Regions from separate parts of the Homo sapiens genome. Here all the other regions are linked to region 2. A link is a loop called in an ENCODE intact Hi-C map of the cell type or tissue named here. Cell type or tissue: PC-3. All regions are shown on one strand. Region 1 overlaps SYTL2 (synaptotagmin like 2). Region 2 overlaps DLG2 (discs large MAGUK scaffold protein 2). Region 3 has its middle 16 kb from the start of SYTL2. Region 4 overlaps PRSS23-AS1 (PRSS23 antisense RNA 1).

The links. A loop is a pair of places that touch in the nucleus more often than their neighbours do. Peaks named below come from ENCODE experiments on the same cell type or tissue, not always from the same donor. Only the 100,000 strongest peaks of a DNase experiment are listed, where the experiment ranks them.
Region 1: it touches region 2 in a loop (4-fold over the local background); 5 of 110 quality-filtered maps call a loop at or near these places.
Region 3: it touches region 2 in a loop (3.0-fold over the local background); 41 of 110 quality-filtered maps call a loop at or near these places.
Region 4: a loop joins it to region 2, with 19 times the contacts of the local background. A loop is called at or near these places in 4 of 110 quality-filtered maps.

Annotation. Positions count from the first base shown.
Region 1 is chr11:85,692,286-85,697,285 of GRCh38, forward strand. It overlaps SYTL2 (synaptotagmin like 2), which reads right to left. Exons shown (of 20, transcript NM_206927.4): 19 at 3,898-4,103; 20 at 1,944-3,055. The coding sequence ends at 2,910. Among named protein-coding and RNA genes, the nearest start is that of CCDC89, 8.6 kb to the left of the region's middle. In PC-3, CTCF peaks have their summits at 2,279 (motif pointing right) and 3,120; a DNase peak (open chromatin) is centred at 2,306; H3K27ac peaks cover 1,081 bases.
Region 2 is chr11:85,592,627-85,597,626 of GRCh38, forward strand. All of the region lies in intron 3 of DLG2 (discs large MAGUK scaffold protein 2), which reads right to left. Among named protein-coding and RNA genes, the nearest start is that of DLG2, 32 kb to the right of the region's middle. In PC-3, a CTCF peak has its summit at 2,851 (motif pointing right); a DNase peak (open chromatin) is centred at 2,865.
Region 3 is chr11:85,824,387-85,829,386 of GRCh38, forward strand. It overlaps a transcript of SYTL2 not described here. Among named protein-coding and RNA genes, the nearest start is that of SYTL2, 16 kb to the left of the region's middle. In PC-3, CTCF peaks have their summits at 1,897 and 2,100; DNase peaks (open chromatin) are centred at 1,845, 3,995 and 4,135; H3K4me3 peaks cover 1,370 bases; H3K27ac peaks cover 3,803 bases.
Region 4 is chr11:86,917,531-86,922,530 of GRCh38, forward strand. It overlaps PRSS23-AS1 (PRSS23 antisense RNA 1), which reads right to left. Exons shown (of 4, transcript NR_187135.1): 2 at 3,706-4,568. It also overlaps a transcript of PRSS23 not described here. Among named protein-coding and RNA genes, the nearest start is that of PRSS23-AS1, 18 kb to the right of the region's middle. In PC-3, CTCF peaks have their summits at 2,257 (motif pointing left) and 2,464; a DNase peak (open chromatin) is centred at 2,221; H3K27ac peaks cover 1,840 bases.

The DNA of each region.
Region 1 (5,000 bases), 100 kb after region 2:
GAATGGTCCAATAGGTGGGCATATGACACAGACCTGGCCAGTTTCCACCATAGGTCTCTCAAGCTGAACCTAGGAAAGAGAAGTGCTTTAGCTGAGAGGTTGTGATGTTGAACCTGGCTGAGGTGCTATTTCTCACTCCCTGAAGAAAAGAGACCACATCTGAGTCTCTAGTTCCAGCCTGCAAGTCCCCAAAATAACCTAGGTTCCCGCAGTACTTCTTTACTCTGTGAGCTAACCCAGTATATTTCCAATAAATCCTCCTTTTTGGCTTATTACCAGTTGGGCTTCTGAAAAAAAAAAGCCCTAAAATATGCAGTTCAAGGAATGCCTCTAGCTTAGAAAAATGTACTTTGAAGTTTTAGGAGGGTCTTTGCCTAAAAGTTACACTGACTCAAAAGCATGTCAACCTGAGTTCACTAAAGAATTCAAGTTGCCTACATTTTTTTAAAGAGACAGGATCTCCTTCTGTCTCCCAGGCTGGAGTGCAGTGGCACAATCAAAACTCACTGCAGCCTCAAACTCCTAGGCTCAAGCAATTCTCCCACCTCAGCCTCCCAAGTAGCTAGGATTACAGGCACACACCACCATGCCCAGCTAATTTTTTTAGTTTTTCTAGAGATGGGATCTTGCTATGCTTCCCAGGCTGGTCTTGAACTTCTGGCCTCAATCAATGCTCTTGCCTCAGCCTCCCAAAGTGTTGGAATTACAAGCATGAGCCACCACACCCAGCCGTGCTTACATTTTATAAAGCATGAAGCTCACACTTAGCCTTCCTTTTGAACCAGGGAAGATTAAATTTATGATTTATATTTTTTTTTCATGTGAAACCTCTCCTTGGACTTCTTGAGGCAGTCAGAAGTGCTGTGGATAGATGCAAAGAAGGTGGGGGGTTCTATTTCCCACTTTGGTGTTTTGAAGATGAGGGATCGGGGGATAGGATGAGACAGGCAGTCCTGGTCCTAGATGGGGAGATAATGGAGCCAATCTCATTATTGCTCCAGAGCTGGCTGGATGCTGGTTTTACAGGTAACTGAAAGAAAGCCTGAGGAAGTAGCTTGTACTATGATCTGGCACAAGCCAGAACAGGGTTTGTGCTTCTACCGCTGTGCTCTAGAAGCGTGACTCTAATTAGCTCATTTTGCCCTTCCTTAAGGTCAGAGCGGGAATGATAAATAGAGCTAGACTAAGCACTCTAATAAAAAACCTGGGTTGGGAGGCCGAGGCAGGCAGATCGCAAGGTCAGGAATTCTCGAGACCAGCCTGGCCAACGTGGTAAAACCCCATCTCTACTAAAAATACAAAAATTGGCCGGGCATGGTGGTGGGCACCTGTAATCCCAGCTACTCAGGAGGCTGAGGCAGGAGAACTGCTTGAACCCGGGAAGCAGAGGTTGCAGTGAGCCGAGATCACGCCAGCGCACTCCGGCCTAGGTGACCAAGCGACACTCCATCTCAAAAAAAAAAAAAAAAAGACCTGAGGAGACAATGGAAAGGGCATTGACCTAGATTAGTCACTCTTATTGACAAGTGGGTAGAACGTTCTAGTATCTGTTCAGGAAGAACAGGCAAGCATTCTAGTTGTTTTCAATGACATTTATGAGATGCTTGTTGTAAGATCCCATGTTCGCCTGTCACTCAGGCTTTCTTGAACCTACATTAAATCAGTGCTTGTTTTCAGAAAATTAAGCTGGTTGGGTCCTAAGGGAGAGTAATGTGCTTCATATACTAAAATCATCCCCAAAGCATTTTAACTACTTAAAAAAAAATAAAAATCCTTGAGATCTGCTATGTCCTTTAAAACAAAATAAATAAAAATAAAAATCCTACTCTTAATAACATAGCCAAAGTTGCCCACTTAGGGGAGATGATGCCCAGAATTGCAGTGAAGACTGCAGAAACATTAGCCCAGAAGAAGTTCATTAGCCTTGTTAGGAAATTTAGATGTTTAGAATTCCTAAAATATTTTATTTAAAATGAGAAGTCACGCTAATTTTCTAATACAATTTAAATCAAATGATAATTTATTCTAAGGGTTTTTACAAAATACGAAAATTTTACATACATAAGAAGAACAGTATAACTGAGCAACTTACATTCTAATTAAAACTTTGTTGCAAAACATGTTTGTGACTACTCTTATGCTGCTTTCATATAGTAAAGTTATAAGAAAAACAATCATATATATGCAGGGTTTTAAAAAAATAAACTCATAAAAATACAGGCTTGAGACCTATTTTAGAATTAAGTCAAAACAAGCCAACAACTGAATTGTACCTATGGCCAGTGGGTGGCACTAAAATACATTTGAGGCTTGTTTTAACTGTTTGTTTTCTCAAGGCAGAAAAACACCAGTAGTTTCAGTCTCATTGCCCTAATATGGAATTCCATATTTTATTAGAGATTACAGAGTAAATAGTTTCTTAAGGTCCATTTTTTTTTTTATCATCACTGATGTCTGTCTCCATTCCCTGCTCCACTTTGAGTATCTTTCTGCGACTTTTTCCCACAACCTACAAAGGTCCTGCAAGGGTACCAGACCCTCTTAACTGTGGCACAGAATTGTGGTGTGAAACACATGATGGCAAACAAGAACATTTTGCTTCTTAACAATACCCCATGTTTAATGCTCTGGGGCAGCTTTTTCTTTGAAGCAGCAGCAGAAATTCAATTTTCCTAGCTTGTTCAAATATCTTATTTAATATTAGAGTCACAAATTACACATTTTGTTATATTTAAATCCCTTGGGCCTTGTAATCAAAGAAGCACATGCAGATTGACTTTTACATGCTGTGTAGTATTCCTTAGGTGCAATAGATAGAAAGTGAGGATATTTGTCCACCTACTCAGATTTTCAAGATCAGATTCCACCGGTTTAGTAGTTTTCAGTGGAGGAGCCAGTGGAATTTGGGCTCATTTGGAAATCTTGGCAATCAAAAGCATTCTGAGAGGCAGTGTTGCTTCAATCCAAGTATTGGGGGAGTTTACCATCTTCTCCCAGAGAGCAACTTCCTCTGAAGTAGAGTCCATCCAGTCCACTTCAGTCCCATAACTTTTACCTGAAAAAAGGAAGCTTTGCATTTAGAAAGAAACAGCTCATTGGGGGTAGGGGAAAGAGGGAAAGTTATTCCCTAATTATAACCACCAGTGGAAGCTAGGAGGAGCTTTCTTCACTGGGAGGGCAGATGTGAGACTCAACATAAGGAAGAACTGTTCAATTGTCTGAGTGACTTCATGTTTGTAATCATTACCATAATTCCTAGAGCAATGATTTTTCTTCAAGTTAATGTAAAGGCCAGATGAAAATTCATCAGGGAATAAGGGAGTTGGGAGGACTCCTGCACTGGGTTGGAGATGACACTAGATAATCTCTAGGTTAGTGTGACTAAGGCTTTAGTGTCTAACAGACTCAATTTTGAATCTTGGCTCTGCCACTTTGTAGCTATGTTACTTACTTTCTTGGACTATCAGTTCCTTTGGGGTAACATTAGTAACTACCTCATAGACTTGTGAGGATTCAATGAAATAATGTAAATGAAGCATTTAATACAGTGACTGGTGCTCCAAAAATGTTATTGTTATTACTCAAAGCATATATTTAGCCTTGAAGGACCATAAATGTTTTTGCAGGGCAGACTAGTGATGAAGGCTTTTCTGTCCCTGCCACTGCCACAATAACTTAAACTCTATATGCAGAGACACTTCACCCTGTTAATCCTCATATCTGGAGCCCTTGGCATACAACCTGACATTTCTTTACTCATTTATTTCACTATACTTAAGAGATATCTGTTTTCAGGATATCTCGGTTTTCACTGGGAAGAAGCAAAGCAACAAACAAACCTCTAGTATCTCTAGAAAAATTTGGCTCATGGAGAATTAAAAATGTAGCAAACAGTACCTGTTCCAAAGCCAATACGAAGACCTCCCAAAAATTGGTTGGTTAATTTGTAATGGTCCCAGACAGTAAGCTCTACACAGGCTTCCATCAGATCTTCAGGCCTGAACCCATCATACACCATAGTGTGGTTGAAGATAGGGTTGGTGGTTTTCCCTACAGCTCTTGTCTTCTGGCGACTTTTCCTACTTGTATCTGGAAGGATGGTACTACAAAAAGAGGCATGATTGTGGGAGCATTTTAGTAAGATAGTGAACATTCATGCTTTCAATACATAACAACACAGCTATTAAAGATTGACAATGGAGGAAAAGATGTGGAGAGATAGTGGTGGTGGTGGTTTGGCAGACAGTGGGGTAGGGGGTAGGAACACATCATGCTGAAAAGACTCTGGACCTAGAGTCAGCTATACTTGGTTTGAATCCTGACTCTGCTACCTCCTGGGTATGCATTTTAGGGAAAGTTACTCAACCTTACGGACACTTGCTTCTTCATCTATAAAATGGGAATGGTGATGCTGATTTCATAAGGCTAAAATTAGAATTAAATAACATATGCAAAACACTTAGCTCCATGCCTGCATTTAGTAAGTGCTTAATATGCTAGTAATCATTTGAGGATTCCTTTAAAATTTGCAAGCACAGGCTATCCTGATTAGCTGTGATAGCCTAAGACATTTGTGTTATACAGAATAGAAAAAGAAGAGAAACCTCTCCAAATTGCTAGATTTGACTTTGGAAATAAATTATGTAATTTTTTTTTTACAATCACTTACATTTCATTTATGATAACAATTAAATGAACTTTAACCTACCATGCCTCTTGTAAGTGGCAATATAAGACAATACAAGTGGCAACACAAGGCAAGAAGGTCTGTGAATGGTCTCAGAATGTGACTGACTGACTTGGTCTTAGAATGAGGCTGACTTGAGCCAAAAAAATCTTACCAGCTGACATCTATAAAGATAATGTGTAGGGAAAATCATAAATAATATCATCTATGCTACTTAGATATATGTCACATATATATTTATTTATTTAATAGAGAAGGGGTTTGGCTATGTTGACCAGGCTGGTCTTGAACTCCTGGGCTCCAGTGATCCGTC
Region 2 (5,000 bases):
AGAGAAAAAAATCCCTTAAATGTTTTAGATATTCTATTGTAAGGCTGGGTGTGGTGCCTCATGCCTGTAACCCCAGCACTTTGGAATGCCAAGGTGGGAGAATCACTTGAGCCCAGGAGTTCAACACCAGCCTGGGCAAAATGGTGAAGTCTCCTTTCCGCAAAAAAAATTCAAAAATTAGCCAGGCATGACTGCGCATACCAGTAGTCCCAGGTACCAGGGAGGCTGAGGTGGGAGGATTGCTTGACCCCAGAAAGCAGAGGTTGCAGTGAGCTGAGACTGCACCACTGCACTCTAGCTTGGGCAACAGACAAGACTGAGAAAAAAGAAAGAAAAGAAAAAAAAAGAAAAGAAAAGAAAAAAGAAGGAAGGAAGGACGGAAGGAAAGAAAGGAGGGAGGGAGGGAAGGAAGGAAAATAAAAAGAAAATTAAAAATAAAAAGATATGCTACTATATTTTAAAAAGAAAATTGGACACCATAATGATAATTGTGAGTTTATGGATTACAAAGTACTCAAGATATGTCCCAGAATGATAATGGCTCATTATAGTCGTTACAGATTAAATCAGATCCTATAAAACACAAGAAGGAAAAAATGCCACTGTCATATTCTCCCAAGTTTAGTAATAATATTCACACACTGTTAATATATTACTTTCCCTGAATGGCCAAATACCTAACCATTTAGAACATAGGTTTTCAAATTTTAACATGCCTCAGAATCACCTGAAAGGATTAGTAAAGTACCATTTGCTGAGCCCTACTTCCAGAGTTTCTTATTCAGTCAGTAGGTCTAGGGTGAGAACCAAGAATTTGCAATTCTAACCAAGTTCACAGGTGACTAGTGCTGAGGTCCAAGAACCACATCTTGAGAATCTCTCTTTTTGAAGATTACAGCCAGGTTGTTTCACCATTAATCTTTAAATGGGTTAACAAAAAAAGATATAAATAAACTAAAAGAATAATAAATACAGCCAAGTTGCTCCAAATTCACACAACTGTAGGGGCCTTCACACCCACTATTTAAATAATCCTTCACTTCCTTATGATCAGATGGCAAAAAATACACATTATGATTAATAATTAAGACCAAAATAGCCGTGATATATTCAAAGAGATGTTATTTTGAAATAAAATTACTACATTCGAATTACTATTAGGAAAATATGTAGGGTTTTTTTTACTCAAACTAAAACTCTTATACATATTTATTTTATAGACCTTACCATCATTATAATTGAATAATAATTAATTGTGTGTTTAATGTCTCTTTTCCCCTACTTGTCCATAAGGGTATTGACTGTCCTCTATAGCTTACTGTTGTATCCCTATTGCATAGCACAATGTCCAACACATAACTGGTATTTTTAAAAGAAGTGTTGATAAATGAATAAAAATTTATTAAAAGTCTATTATAATTATTAAAGGTCCACATTATGGGGATATAAAAAGGGGCAGAAGTATATTCGATTTACCATAAGGCAATGTGATAAATGCTTTTTAGTAATATGAAAAAAATGCTATGAGATACAATGAAAGGGCTAGTTAAAGCTGCCAGCAAGTAGGAATGTGTTAGAAGGCTTCAACAAAGAGATGATAAATCCCAATATGTAATACATCTGCTGTATCACCCCTATTGCTAGTAATCTCCAAAATCCACAAGGTTCTCTGTTAAGATTTATGGAAATGAAATGTACTCTATTCTAACACAAAGTCTAACATGTAAGGTTTAACTGCCTCCATTAAACAAGATAAGCCCTTTTCTAAGATTTTGCCACTGGTAGAGTTTTTTTAAAGTATCATTTACCGCTTGTTCTCCTCTAATTTCCCTCTAATTCCTCTCCAAAAAATTCCCCCTCACACACTGGGAAGAAATATAAGGCAATAAGTTAGATAAACAAGACTAATATGATTTTAGAAGGGGTTGAAATCTGTGAAATATATCTATAGTTATTTCCATACTTTATAAGTAATGACTAAAGAATAACACATAATTTTCAATAAGTTACAAAAAACATTTGTGTTACATATCTAAAATTTAACTAACCCATAATATTATTTATTTAAAGTCTTCAAAAACAATTATGGTGGTAATATAGTTGTTTAAAAATTAAAAGTCAATTTAGAAGTACAAAAATAATTTTTAAAAATGATTCAAGGCCGGGCACGGTGGTGCATGCCTGTAATCCCAGCACTTTCGGAAGCCAAGGCCAGCAGATCACAAGGTCAGGAGTTCGAGACCAGTCTGACCAACATGGTTAAAGCCCGTCTCTACCAAAAATAAAAAAATTAGCCAGGAGTGGTGGTGCATGCCTGTAATCCCAGCTACTCGGGAGGCTGAGGCAGGAGAATCGCTTGAACCAGGAGGCAGAAGTTGCAGTGAGCCGATATCGCACCACTGCACTCCAGCCTGGGCAACAGAGTGAGACTCTGTCTCAAAAAAAAAAAAAAAAAAAAAAGATAAATCTTGCTTCTTTATCACCTAACTGAAGAACTGAAGAATAAATAACCTAATAAAAGTGCCTTGAAAATCTTAATGTTTTATATATTCTAAATAAAAGAGATTTACATATTCTAAATTAATTTGTAAAATATCACAGAATTCCAATTCCATCTAAATGTGCAGCTTCTAGTATATTGCCATTTTAGGTTTGTTTTGTTTTGGAATATTAATGAACACTGATTATTATTATTTTATTTAGCTATTCTAAACAAAGAGACATAAATTAATCATAAAATATTATGGAATTCCAATTCTCTTATATTCAAATTCTGGAAAGTGTTGATGCTGTAATCATCTTAAAACTTTATTCATTTGGATAAATGTTTCCTTAGTATTACCACAAGATGTCACCCTAAGCCTAGCATCTAAATGTGCAGCATCTAGCATATTGCTGTTTCAGGGTTTTTTTTATTTTTTGCATTTGGTTTGGGCACACTAATGAACACCAATTGCTGTCTTTCAAAAAATTAAAGTGACTTTTTCTACTCTCAGTTATTGGCAAATAAAAAATCAAAATAAATAATACAGGGACTCTAGAAGAAAGGAGGAAGAAAGTTAATCAAACAGTTCATTCTCCATGCTTATCAGGTATCTTGTTACTTACCATAAAAGCAATGTATTTAACCATTGAATTTTATATGATTTTACTTTATTTTCAAAAATATTAAAAATTAATAAATGTTACTTTTATAATCAAAGTTATGTTACAAAATACCAGTCACAGTTATGTACACAGAATTCCTCAAAGAAGATACCATTTAAAACATGCTAGTATTTTTTTAAGCATATGATGAAGGACCACAAAAGGAAGACATTATTCATTTTATGGTGATGCTTTTCAGCTGGGGGCAGTGGCTCAAGCCTATAATCCAAATACTTTGGGAGGTTGAGGTGGGAGGATCACTTGAGCCCAGGAGTTCAAGACCAGCCTGGGAAACATAGCGAGACCCCATCGCTACTAAGAATTGAAAAATAAGGGTCAGGTGCAGTGATTGACGCATGTAATCCCAGCACTTTGGGAGGCTGAGGTGGGTGGATCATGAGGTCAGGAAATCAAGACCATCTTGGTCAACATGGTGAAATCCCATCTCTACAAAAAATACAAAAAATTAGCCAGGTGTGGCAGCACGCACCTGTAATCCCAGCTACTCAGGAGGCTGAGGAAGGAGAACTGCTTGAACCGGGAGGCAGAGGCTGCAGTGAGCCCAGATTGTGCCACTGCACTCCAGCCTGAGCGACAGAGCGAGACTCCATCTCAAAAATAAATAAAACAAAATAAAATAGAGTGATGATTTTCATCTGTAGAGAGAGGGACTGGCTTCCTTGTCACATGTAAATATTACAGCATGTTCTGCAGTAATGGTATTTTATTATCCATTTGTGTTTTCTACATTATGATTCTCTTCTATTTCTACAGCTAATGAGAGTCGTGCGAGGTACTATTTCAATGTGTTGGCTATGTATTGGCCAGAATAATGGGTGAAACCACTATCTTGCACTACTTGTAACAGGAAAAAAAAGGGTAGGATGGGGTGGGGGAGTTGGTTCAAACAGAATGCAAATTATAGACCATAACAATGCGCTATATTTCAATGGCTCCCTACCTATCCTTTACAAAGATATAAATCTTCTCTAGGATGCACAAGTCTACATGGCTTTTCTTCTTTTGTGTCCTTAAAGAAAATGCACAGTAAGACCGCCCAAACATTCAATAATAATAGATTACTAATCAGTACATAGGTGCCCACATTGAATTCAAAAGAAAATTATGTTTTGTTGTATAATGTTGCTCTCTTGTTTGCACTCTGGTTTATCCTAAAATGACTTTTAACGACCAGCTGAAGTAAATCTATCCATTCAAAGCTGGGCACTGGGATTACTTACATAACAGCTTTTTACAGATTATTGTTGCCTCTAATTTTACTAGAGAAATTCAAACTACATTATTGGCGTTAAGCCAAGATATTTATCATTCACTTAAAATAATGGCAAAATACAATTGTCACTCATTTGTCTTTGTATTCCCTGGGTAATGGTGTTACATTATCAAATGATTATATTATTAAAAATATAGTAGAGTTATCTAAATTATCCAACAATACCCTTTCTAAATCAAGTTCTCAAAAATGCAAATTCTCAAAAGACTTAGCCAGTCTTAAGTAAACACATCATACAAGTCTGTTAAGATACATTGCCATTTAGTTAATGACCTTTACTAATTATCAACTATTAATAAATATTAATTTTATCAAAAATTTGATGTTTAAAAATGTTCTCAAAAATATTATCTTTGCTGAATATAAGGTTTATTCAAATTCTGTAGGACTCCATTTAGAGTTTTTATTTAATACCAGCTAAGATGATTACAGTTATGTCATTAATTCTTGCTAGCCACAATAAAATATTTTTTAAAAGTTAATCCACAGGCAAAATAATCCTGTAAAGCTTTACACTTCTATTTTTATTCAATAGACCGATTTTCAAATTTTCAAAATT
Region 3 (5,000 bases), 230 kb after region 2:
CATCCACAGAAGATTTACCTAAGATCAGCTTTATGATCATCTTCCTTGAGGATTAGAATGTGAAAGAAAGGATCAGCCTGGGTATGGTTTATAGAATTTCACTGAAGATTTCCCACTAAAAGTCACACTGAGTGTCTTGGGGTAGAATGGTTTGTATTGAGTAACAGAAAATATTGCAATGGTCAGTGAGAACTGGCAATTATACATTTCTCAATTCCTATTTCTAAATTCTGCCATTCTAAAATAAAATAGTTGAGGCCATAGCAAAGATTTCTCCTTTTCCCTGTCCTCCAGGAAAACTAAATGAGTAAGGGAGCCAATAGAAAGTAAGCTCCTTGCTTGCTTGAGAAGCAGGTCCTGCTTAGCAGGGCAGGGGAAAAGAAAGTGCGGGCACTAGGAGAAGTCAAAGCCATGACCACAGAGGAGAGCTGCTATGGCCTGTGTAACATTTATCCTGCGAAGACGACTCCTCCAGAATCTATCCCACCCTTTCTGCTCTCCCTAGAGCGCTGGCAGAGAGACTAGCACAGCTGAGATAGGGTTTGGGACAAGCCACTTCAGGAGCTCCACTAGCTGCTACGTCCATCCCTAGGAAAAGGATGTCTGGATCATTAGTGCATTGCCCTGGGTTAAGAGGCTGGAGAATGAATGCTGCATAAATCAGTGTCACTTCCTTCTTTGTTCACTACGCCTAATACATAGCTTACTTATGTTTTGAAGTGCCTGATGCTGAGTGTGCAGCTCTAAAGGACCATGAGTTGGGAGGCCGAGGCGGGCGGATCACGAGGTCAGGAGATCGAGACCATCCCGGCTAAAACGGTGAAACCCCGTCTCTACTAAAAATACAAAAAATTAGCCGGGCGTAGTGGCGGGCGCCTGTAGTCCCAGCTACTTGGGAGGCTGAGGCAGGAGAATGGCGTGAACCCGGGAGGCGGAGCTTGCAGTGAGCCGAGATCCCGCCACTGCACTCCAGCCTGGGCGACAGAGCGAGACTCCGTCTCAAAAAAAAAAAAAAAAAGGACCATGAGGTTGAGTTATAGAGGGAAGAGAACATTTTCCTGGCTAGTTCCTAGAAGCTATTTTGCAACATGGAGCAACGGTTTGTGTTTCCAAGCAACTGGACTATCTATAGGAAGACCCCACAGGGGATGGGTAGGTGAGGAAAGACTGGAAAGAGCTGGGTCCCTGATCTCTAGCAAGATTTGGGGAAGAGGGTTGGAGCATAGCTCAGCCTAATCCACAACTAAAGTGTTAGGCAAGGAAACTGAGGCAGAAACACAACTGTATGGATTTGGGCAGCACAAAAATATCAAGAAAAAGGTGCATGAGATATCCTAGAAAGCATGAAGGCCCAGAGCCAGAGCAATGTTTTAACTGGAATCCAGGCTGTCATTTCCCGTTAGTGTAATCTTTCACAAATCTCTTAACTTCTCTAAGACTGTTTCCTTATGTATAAAATGGCACTAATCATGATTTCATAGGGATCTTGTGAGAATTAAGCAACGGAAATATTATTTTGTTAGATTGTAAGCTCCTTGGAAAGCAAAGAATGGGTCTTAGCAGCATAGCAACTGCCACGGAGAGAAAGAGTGTTTAATAAATGTGTACTAATAAGTGAAAAACTCTTAAGAAACTAATTCCAGATCCCATTCTCAGGTGAGGCTGAGGCTGCTAGTCTATTCACATTCTCTTTCTTATTACTCAAAGTGGAGTTCATGAACATTGATATTCCCTGGGAACGTCTTAGAAATGCAGGCTGTCTGGCCCCACCCCAGACCTATAATTTTGGCCAGATCCCCAGGTGATTCTTTTGACATTAAACATTGAAAAGCACTGCTTATGTCAGGATGCACAGGAGGACTGAGGAGGCCTGTCTCCTGCTGGAAGACATCTAGTGGCTGCAGCTGGGAGTGGCTGGGGAAGGCAGAGCTGTCAAGTAGTGTCCAAACTGATTCCCTAAATTAGGACCACTGTCTGTGAGGGTTTGGGCAGATGGCCAGGCTGCTCTGCATCAGAGGAGCCAGGCCCTCAATCCATCTGTGCAGAGACAGTCTGCAGATTCCATGTGTATGTGAGCAAAGGTTGAATTTCAGACCAGGAGCCTGGTCTTGAGGCAATGTCCAGAGGTCAAGGAGGCAAGAAATCAAGTCCAGGGGAGTCAGGTGAGAGAGAAGCTAAAACAGGCTGTGCTGGTCTAGGGAGCCAGCGTCTGGAGGACAAGGGGCTGGGGAGAAACAGAAAGCAAACAATTCTGCTGATACTTGCTGAGCCTCTAACGGTATGTCAGAGAGAGAGCTCTCACTTTAGGAGAAGTTGCTACCCATGCTCGTTTAACTCCCTTCAGCCTGGAGGTGGATGTGCTATAAAGCTCTAGTTCACAGTCGGCAGGGACTCAGCATCACAACATATTCACTCCTCGTGAAGGCAGGTATGAATCCTGCCGAAAGGTCTTCTCTCCTGCTGACATGAAGAGATGAACAGTGAAAGTGGGAAAGTGAAATTTCAGGGACCATTTCTGAAAGTTCTGTGAAAAACAGGCTAGCAAGTCCCAGGACCTTTGCTCACACCATAACCCTGAGTGTTTTCAGTCAGGAATGGGCTCCTCCTTAGGAGATAATAAGCCGAAGGACCCAGTAACCCAGAAAGCATAGTCTCAGGGAGATCAGCATGGAATACTATTATCCAAGGATGTCAGAGTCAGAGGGGACCTGGTGGCTTTCAATCATTTTTTTAATCCATGGAGCCCTGTCTTCCAATGTGATCTTACTCAGATCCCCAACATTTGAAATGGATATTAGCAATGCTGTTGTTACTGAGGCAGAAGTTGGATCCCAGAGCCATTCCCTTCCCACCTCTATTCCCCAAGGCCCTCTGAGGCCCCTAGGTGGACCCCACTGGATTCCATGGAGCAGTTGGGAAGCACTGCTCTGCACCGGTCCTAGCTTTAAAGAAATGAGGAAAAGGGATCCCATGATGACAAGGTCCTCCAGCATCTGGCACCAGCTCACCTCACTACCCCTATGGCTCCCTGTACTTTATCTATTGTGGTCTCTCTTCAGTCTTCACAATATGCCATTCATTCTTTTCTGGGCCTTTCCAGGGGCTGTTCTCTCTGCTGGAAGCACTCTCTGCTCCCCTCCATGCTTCTTTGTCTCCCCACCCCTAATTCCTGCCTGCCAACTCCTCCATATTCTATGGATCCTAGCAAAGGCCTGTTTTGTCCACTGTGGCCAGCACAGTGCCTTATAAATAGTAAGTTCTGGGTATCTGTCTCTTTTTTGAATGAGTGAATGAGCACACTTACAGGAAGCTTGTTCCATGTCTCCTAGCTAGCTCCAAGGTTCAGAAATGTTGACAGCCCCTCCACCCAGATATGGGGTAGTCATAAGAAAATCCTTGTCAAGTCTGTGTTGATTCCCACTCAGAGAGTTTTGACTGGAGTACAACAGTGTTAGGTTGAAGATCTAGGTAGTGATAAGAATGTGTTTAGCAAATGCAAAGTGAAACACACTCACAAAAAGTTGCTAGGCAACCTCAATGTGGCCATTGAGAGTTACTGGCAAATATCTGTTTCTTAGGATGACAGTTTTCAGACTTTATCTTAACCCTCTGCCATCCTGAGGGTTTGGAAATAAATAGGTCTTCAACCTCACTACTAGCTAACTGTAGTGACTACGTTTGGCATTCCTACTAGATTGTCTTCTAAAAGTTCCACAAGGAATTATTTATAACTTCCCTGATGGCAAAATACAGCCATAAAACATGCTGTTTGGTATTTCTCAGGCATCTCTGTGGTGGATGAATGAGTCACTCCCAGAAGACTTATCTGGCAGAAAAATGAACTAAATAAATATGAATTAATGTTATACTAAATTTTTTCTGCATATGCAAGCAGCTGCAAACACTAAGGTCAACATATTCCAAAATATGTTTGAATTATTAGTATGTAGGCAGTAAATGGTTAAGAAAAATGATCTCTTTAGATAGTATTACTCAAACATTACTTTTACAAGCTTTGTAGAATGATTCAACCGGTTAACTCAAGTCTCTGCTTAAGTGACTCATCATAGTAAACAGGTTTTTAATTAAAAAGGAAAATTATATTTGCATCCCTCTAAGATAAGGCAGAAACTACAGACCATTTAACTATTTACATTCTCTGTCTATCTCTACCTATCTTTGGCACCAGTTACAAAGGAAAACTACCTGGAAGGATAATTTCTCCCACAATAATCCCTTTCAACTAAACAAGACTTAGCAATTTATAAACTATAATCACATGCATGATTTCATTTGATCCTCTCAACAGCCCTCTAAGACAGGTTTGACAAGAATCAGAGTCAATGCCATTTAATAAATGAGGATGCTAAGGCCACGGAGACTACATGATTTGTCCATGGTTGTCCTGCTAGTAGGGGTACAGCCAAGGCCTTGAACCCAAGGTTTATGATCCCAGGTCTATGTTAATGTCATCATCAAGTAAATAGTGGTTAAGTCTGCCTGCTGTCTCAGATCATATTGCAGTAGGACCCTGGTCTTCTGTGCAGTAGCTCTCAAACTATACTTCTTGAAACCCTGAAGATCCACAGTGGTGCTTGGGAAGCCACCTTAGGGAAGGTAAGAAGACAGGATACTGGGCCACCATACCCAAAAAAGAGCTCTGTTTTTTTTTTTTTGTTTGTTTGTTTGTTTTATAGTTTCAACTTTTATTATAGATTAAGGGGTAAATGTGCAGGTTTGTTATGGGGGTATATTATGTGATGCTGAAGTTTGAGGTACAAATGATTGGGTCACCAGTTAGTAAGCATAGTACCAAATAGGTGGTTTTTAAGCCCATGCCCTGCTCCCTCCCTCATCTGGTAGTCCTGAGTGTCTATTGTTCCCATCTTTATGTTTATGTGTATTCAATATTTAGCTCCCACTTATAAGTGATAGCATGCAGTTCTTAGGATAATGGTCTCCAGGTCCATCCATGTTGCTGCAAAGGACATGATTTTGTT
Region 4 (5,000 bases), 1.3 Mb after region 2:
AGTGTTAGGTCAAGTGCTTAGCACATTTGTGTCCTAACTCTTTTCTTGCAGCAAGAGGAATGAAAGGTAGCTCTCATTACTTGATTTTTTAATTCTAATGCTTAAAATCGGACTATCTGATTTGTAGGATCTGACCACAGTCATCCTGGCTATCATCCCACAGTGGCTGTGTCCCATAGTGACATAGATATTTCAATGGAGAAAAGATTGGACCACATTAGGGCAGATGATTGATCTCAGCCAATATCTCACCCAGTATTGGAAGCCTTCCACAGTAATGTATGAAAGTATAATTGATTGCCTATTCATTTACCAAACACCACATGCTGGGCATTGCACCAAGCACAGGAAATTAATAGATGCGAAGACCTAATTCCCTGGCCACAAAAAATTCACTGTGTAGTAGCAGAGACAGAGGCAGAAACAAATTATTTCAATAGAATTCAGTATATGCTAGATTATTAGCCCAAAGGAAGAAGTAAAACATTTACCCACACTTAGCAATCACATTTAGCTATTTCATTTTTAGTAATGAGGCCTATAGCTCTCACATACCTTTGAATTTTAGAAAATGTTAAGACGACTCTTTTTGCTGAAAATAAAAAGATATCACCTTCACAAAGGATGAGCTCATTTACGTAGGAAATAAAATAAAGCTATTGTGTCAGTATATACAGAAATGAATGTAAATGCAGAGATGAAGCTTGGGCAGGGAACACACCATTGCCAAAGTGCTTATTGGGAGAGAGGAGAAGGTAATAGGAGGGTGGTGAGAAGGTTGTTCCCTTGTTTCCCATATATTTCTGTATTATTTGAAGATTTTAAATCAAAGATGTATTCATATATTGTTTATGTTATAATTGCATTATTGTCTATGTACAGAAAGAAAGAAAGAAGTCTTCTCCCAGATATCCACATCTGCTTCAGATCTTTGTTCAAATGTCACTTTCTGAATATCCTATTTTTAAATTGCCACCTCACCACCATTAAAATCCCCATCCCCTTCTCTGTCTTCATAGCATTTACCACAATCTGACATCCTATATATTTTACTTTTTTACAAAATATTATTGTCTGTCTCTCCCAGACAATTAGAATGTAGGCTCTGTGAGAGCTGAGATTAGTGTGTGCCAGCTTTACAGCTGTAAACCCAGGGCCGAGGACATATACCAGGTGTTCCACAGGCCAACAGCCTGAATGTATACAGCATTATGCTAACAGCAGTTATTTCTGAATGGAGAGACTACAGATGTCTTTTATTTTCTTCATTCTGCTACTTGGTATCTGAATTTTTGTAATGAGCGCATATTAATTATATTACCTAAGAAAACAACAAAGCTCTTTGAATTTATTATTATTTTAATAACCTGGGAACTAAGAAAGAGGCTCCAGTAGAAGCCACCATGGAAGGAGTAAGGGCCTAGTGGGAGTCAGGCCAAAGAGCATAGGCGAAATCTCCTGAGATACTTGGTGGAGTAAAGTTAGTTGGAATTAAAAAACCAACTAACTTATGACTCCTCCACTGCCTCGCAGTTTCCAGACATCCGCAAAAATGCCTGGTGCACGGGTCACTGTTTCACAAAGGGTCTTCTGCCTCATAGCTTCCCATCCCCAAGCAGCGGGGCCCAGAAATTTGCCCACATCCTTCCATCCAGCAAATGTTTTTATCTGGGTCCTACTTAGGTTTCAGCCAATTCTTTGCTGAGCAACTTGGCTTCCTGTTTTCCTTGGGAACCAGACTCTTTTTAAGTTGGAGCCATAAAAAGAATGAAATCCTTTACCTGATACTTTTCTATTCGGGTATTCAAGCCTGCCACAGACGGAGGCCCTGTGGGCCACTCTCTCGTTGTGGGCACTGGCATCTTAGCCCAGCACTTTGAATAAGGCACATGTGAGAGTGAATGCTGCGCTTTTTTCATTCTTTTCTTCTCTCTCTCTTGTTTTTTTTCTGTTCTATTTCTAATTGAAAGCCATTGTCTTGAGTGAATGATTGTAGAGAAGGCTTACTCCTCATCTCAAAATGCCATCTCATAGGAGCAATGGGAGAAAGTGGTCCTGCCAGTCTGAAAGTTAAGAGACTTGGTTTCTCATAATTGTTCTGCCATTAAGTTGTTACGTGATCTTAGTCAAATCATGTTACCTCCCCGGGCCTCCGTTTCTTCATCTGCAAAATAAAGTTCTTTGCAGTGTTTCTCAAGTCCCTGCCCAAATCAGTGTTTGTTTAACTGAGGATGAACAGTGACACCTTGTGGTTCTCCTTGAGCCATGTCTTTGTTTTTTCTAGCCCAAGTTTAAGGGAGCCAAGGGTATCTTTGCCTGTTCCCCTGCCTGGCCCACCTACCCTAGCAGCTTCACTTAGCATGGCTCTAACCTGGTCTCCCCCTAGATTCAGAAAAGTGCATCCACCCTTTGTTCACCAGCTGCTTCCCAGCCTCAACTTGGCCAATGTTGCTAAAATCAAACTACAAGTAGACTGCAGACGCCAGCGTGAAGGCCTGTGCTTCTGTGGTGAGGTCTGCGGTTTGGTGTGAATGTGAGGGTATCAGCCCCAGGTGTTTTTTAGGGCTGCTAGTGCAGTCCCAGAGAGGGACCTGGGCAACAGCTCAAGGAGCAAGACTGAAGATTTTACTGTTTTCCAGCACTCCTACGAATTTGTAAAATTATCAGATTCCAAATTGTTCTATGCCATAGTTTTTCCATTCATAAAATAAGAAAAATCTGCCATAGCACTGCCTTCAAACTCAGTTAGTCTATTCATTCATTTACTTATTTGTTCTTCAAATATTTAATAAGCATCTTCCTGGTGCCAAGTTCTGAGCACCTACCTGTGCCAGTAGTCCGAACTTGAGAAGACACAGTCTCTACTTTTCAAGACCCTGTTCTTGTCTAATGAAGAAGAGAGAAGGAGGAAAAACTTCCATTGCCATGCAATAAGGTAAGCTTATGGCAGATAATGTGTACACATAATGGCATGGAAGCCTGGGGACAAACATCATACTAGGCCTGGGAAGAATGTTTGACAGAGAACAGGACACTTAAATACGGACGTTTACAGAATGGAGTTTGCCAGAGGAGACTCTTCAGGAAGAGAGAACAGAGTGGGAATAGGTACATAAACATGATCTATCTAGATGCCCTACCGTAAAATCAAAACACAAAACCCTACTGACTCAATTCCCTCCCCTTCCAGATATTACCCCATTTCTCTACTTCCCATTGTAGCCAAACTTTCCAAAAATTCATGTTCTGTCTTCATTTCCTCATGTTCAACCCACCCTGTCTTAGCTACCACCCCTCAGTAACGACCTAGCCTGGGTAGAAACAAATGTCAGCATGATACCATACTCAATGATCCTTCGTCACTGTTGTCATTGTCATCATTCCATGGCCTTACTTTCCCTCTCAGCGCCATTTGCTACAGTAAGAAACTTTCTTTCTTGAATTCTTGTTTCTCTTGGCTTCCATGACACCCACTCTCCTATTCATGCTCCAGGTTCACTGTCTGCTCCTTCCTGGTCTCCCTGTTCAGCTCCTCCTACTCCGTTCAACATTAAATGTCAATATTCTTTTCTTCTTTCTATCTAGGAAATCTCATTCATTCCCATGGTTTTAAATGTCATGTACCAGCTCCTAAATTTTGTATATCCAAACCTGACCTCTGAAATCCAGTCTTAGCAACTAGTGAGGTCTCAGCTTAAATATTACCTGAAGGTTGTGTGATCTTCCCTGACATTTGTCTTCTTATCTGCTTCTCGCTAGATTGAGAGCCCCACGCAGGCAGATTCATCCTTACTTTCTTCAAACTTGCATGTTTAATGATTAGAACAGTTCCCAGGATACTCAAAAATTATTTGTTAACTAATTTCTGAATGAAATATAAGTAAATATAAGTATTTAAAATAGAATAAATCTGTGATTTTGATTGTTTTTAAGAAATTATTCACTCAATCCAGTTCAAGTTCAGCCAGGCAAGCCTCACAAAGGAGCATATGCTTAATGTTTCAGGATGTGATCTAATTTTTAATTGTTTCTTGATACAAAGTATCACCTTTTTCTAGTGACTGTTTCTCCTCCTCCATCATCTACTCTTGCCCAGTGGGAGATTTCCCAGTGAAATCCCACCGATGATCTGAATCAGAACATTTCATTCTCCATGGTTATTTCAAGTTCACAGACTTTATTTGTGGCCCTTGTGGCAGTTGATACTTTTTCAGGAAATACTATAGTTGCAGCAGGCCCTGTTACAGCTTAGTGGATATTCATGTTGTGGATGCTTTTTTACCGAAACACACAGTAACCAAGTATCCAGGAGCGGGAGCTAGAGACACTGTGGTCCAGACCTGTGGAAAAGGGAACACCACTCCTGGCAAAGGGAAGCAACAGGCAGCACATTTTGTTCAAAGAAACAAGGTGAACCCTCTTGGAGTTAAACTTGAGGCTGACATCCATTTCAGCTTGAGGCTTCCAAGGCACAAAGCAGCTCCCAGTAGCTGAGAGGGATCAAGAAATAGAATATCCTCATCTTTCCTTTGTAGCAAGAGCCTTCAGAAAGGAGGACCACTGGTCACCTGGAATGGAAAGTTATTATTAAAATAAAGCTCCAGTCACATTATTCAGGAAACTTTGGGAATGTTTATAAATAGATAAAAATAATAATGGCCAAGGAACATTCCTCTCTCCAAATCTCCCTGAGACAATACTGACCAAGTTAAACATGCCTTGTTTCTGAGATTGAGTCCCAGGTCTACCTCTGATAAATCAGATGGACAATTACTTAACCACTCTCAACTTTTATTTCCTCCTCTTTAAAATGGGCAAAATGTGACCAGGTACAGTGGCTCTTGCCTGTAATCCCAGAACTTTGGGAGGCTGAGACGGGAGGACTGCTTGAGCCCAGGAGTTAGAGACCAACCTGGGCAACATAGCAAGACCCCATCTCTAAAAAAAATAAACAAATAAAAATAAAAATAAAATGGGCAAAATAATGTCCTCACACCATC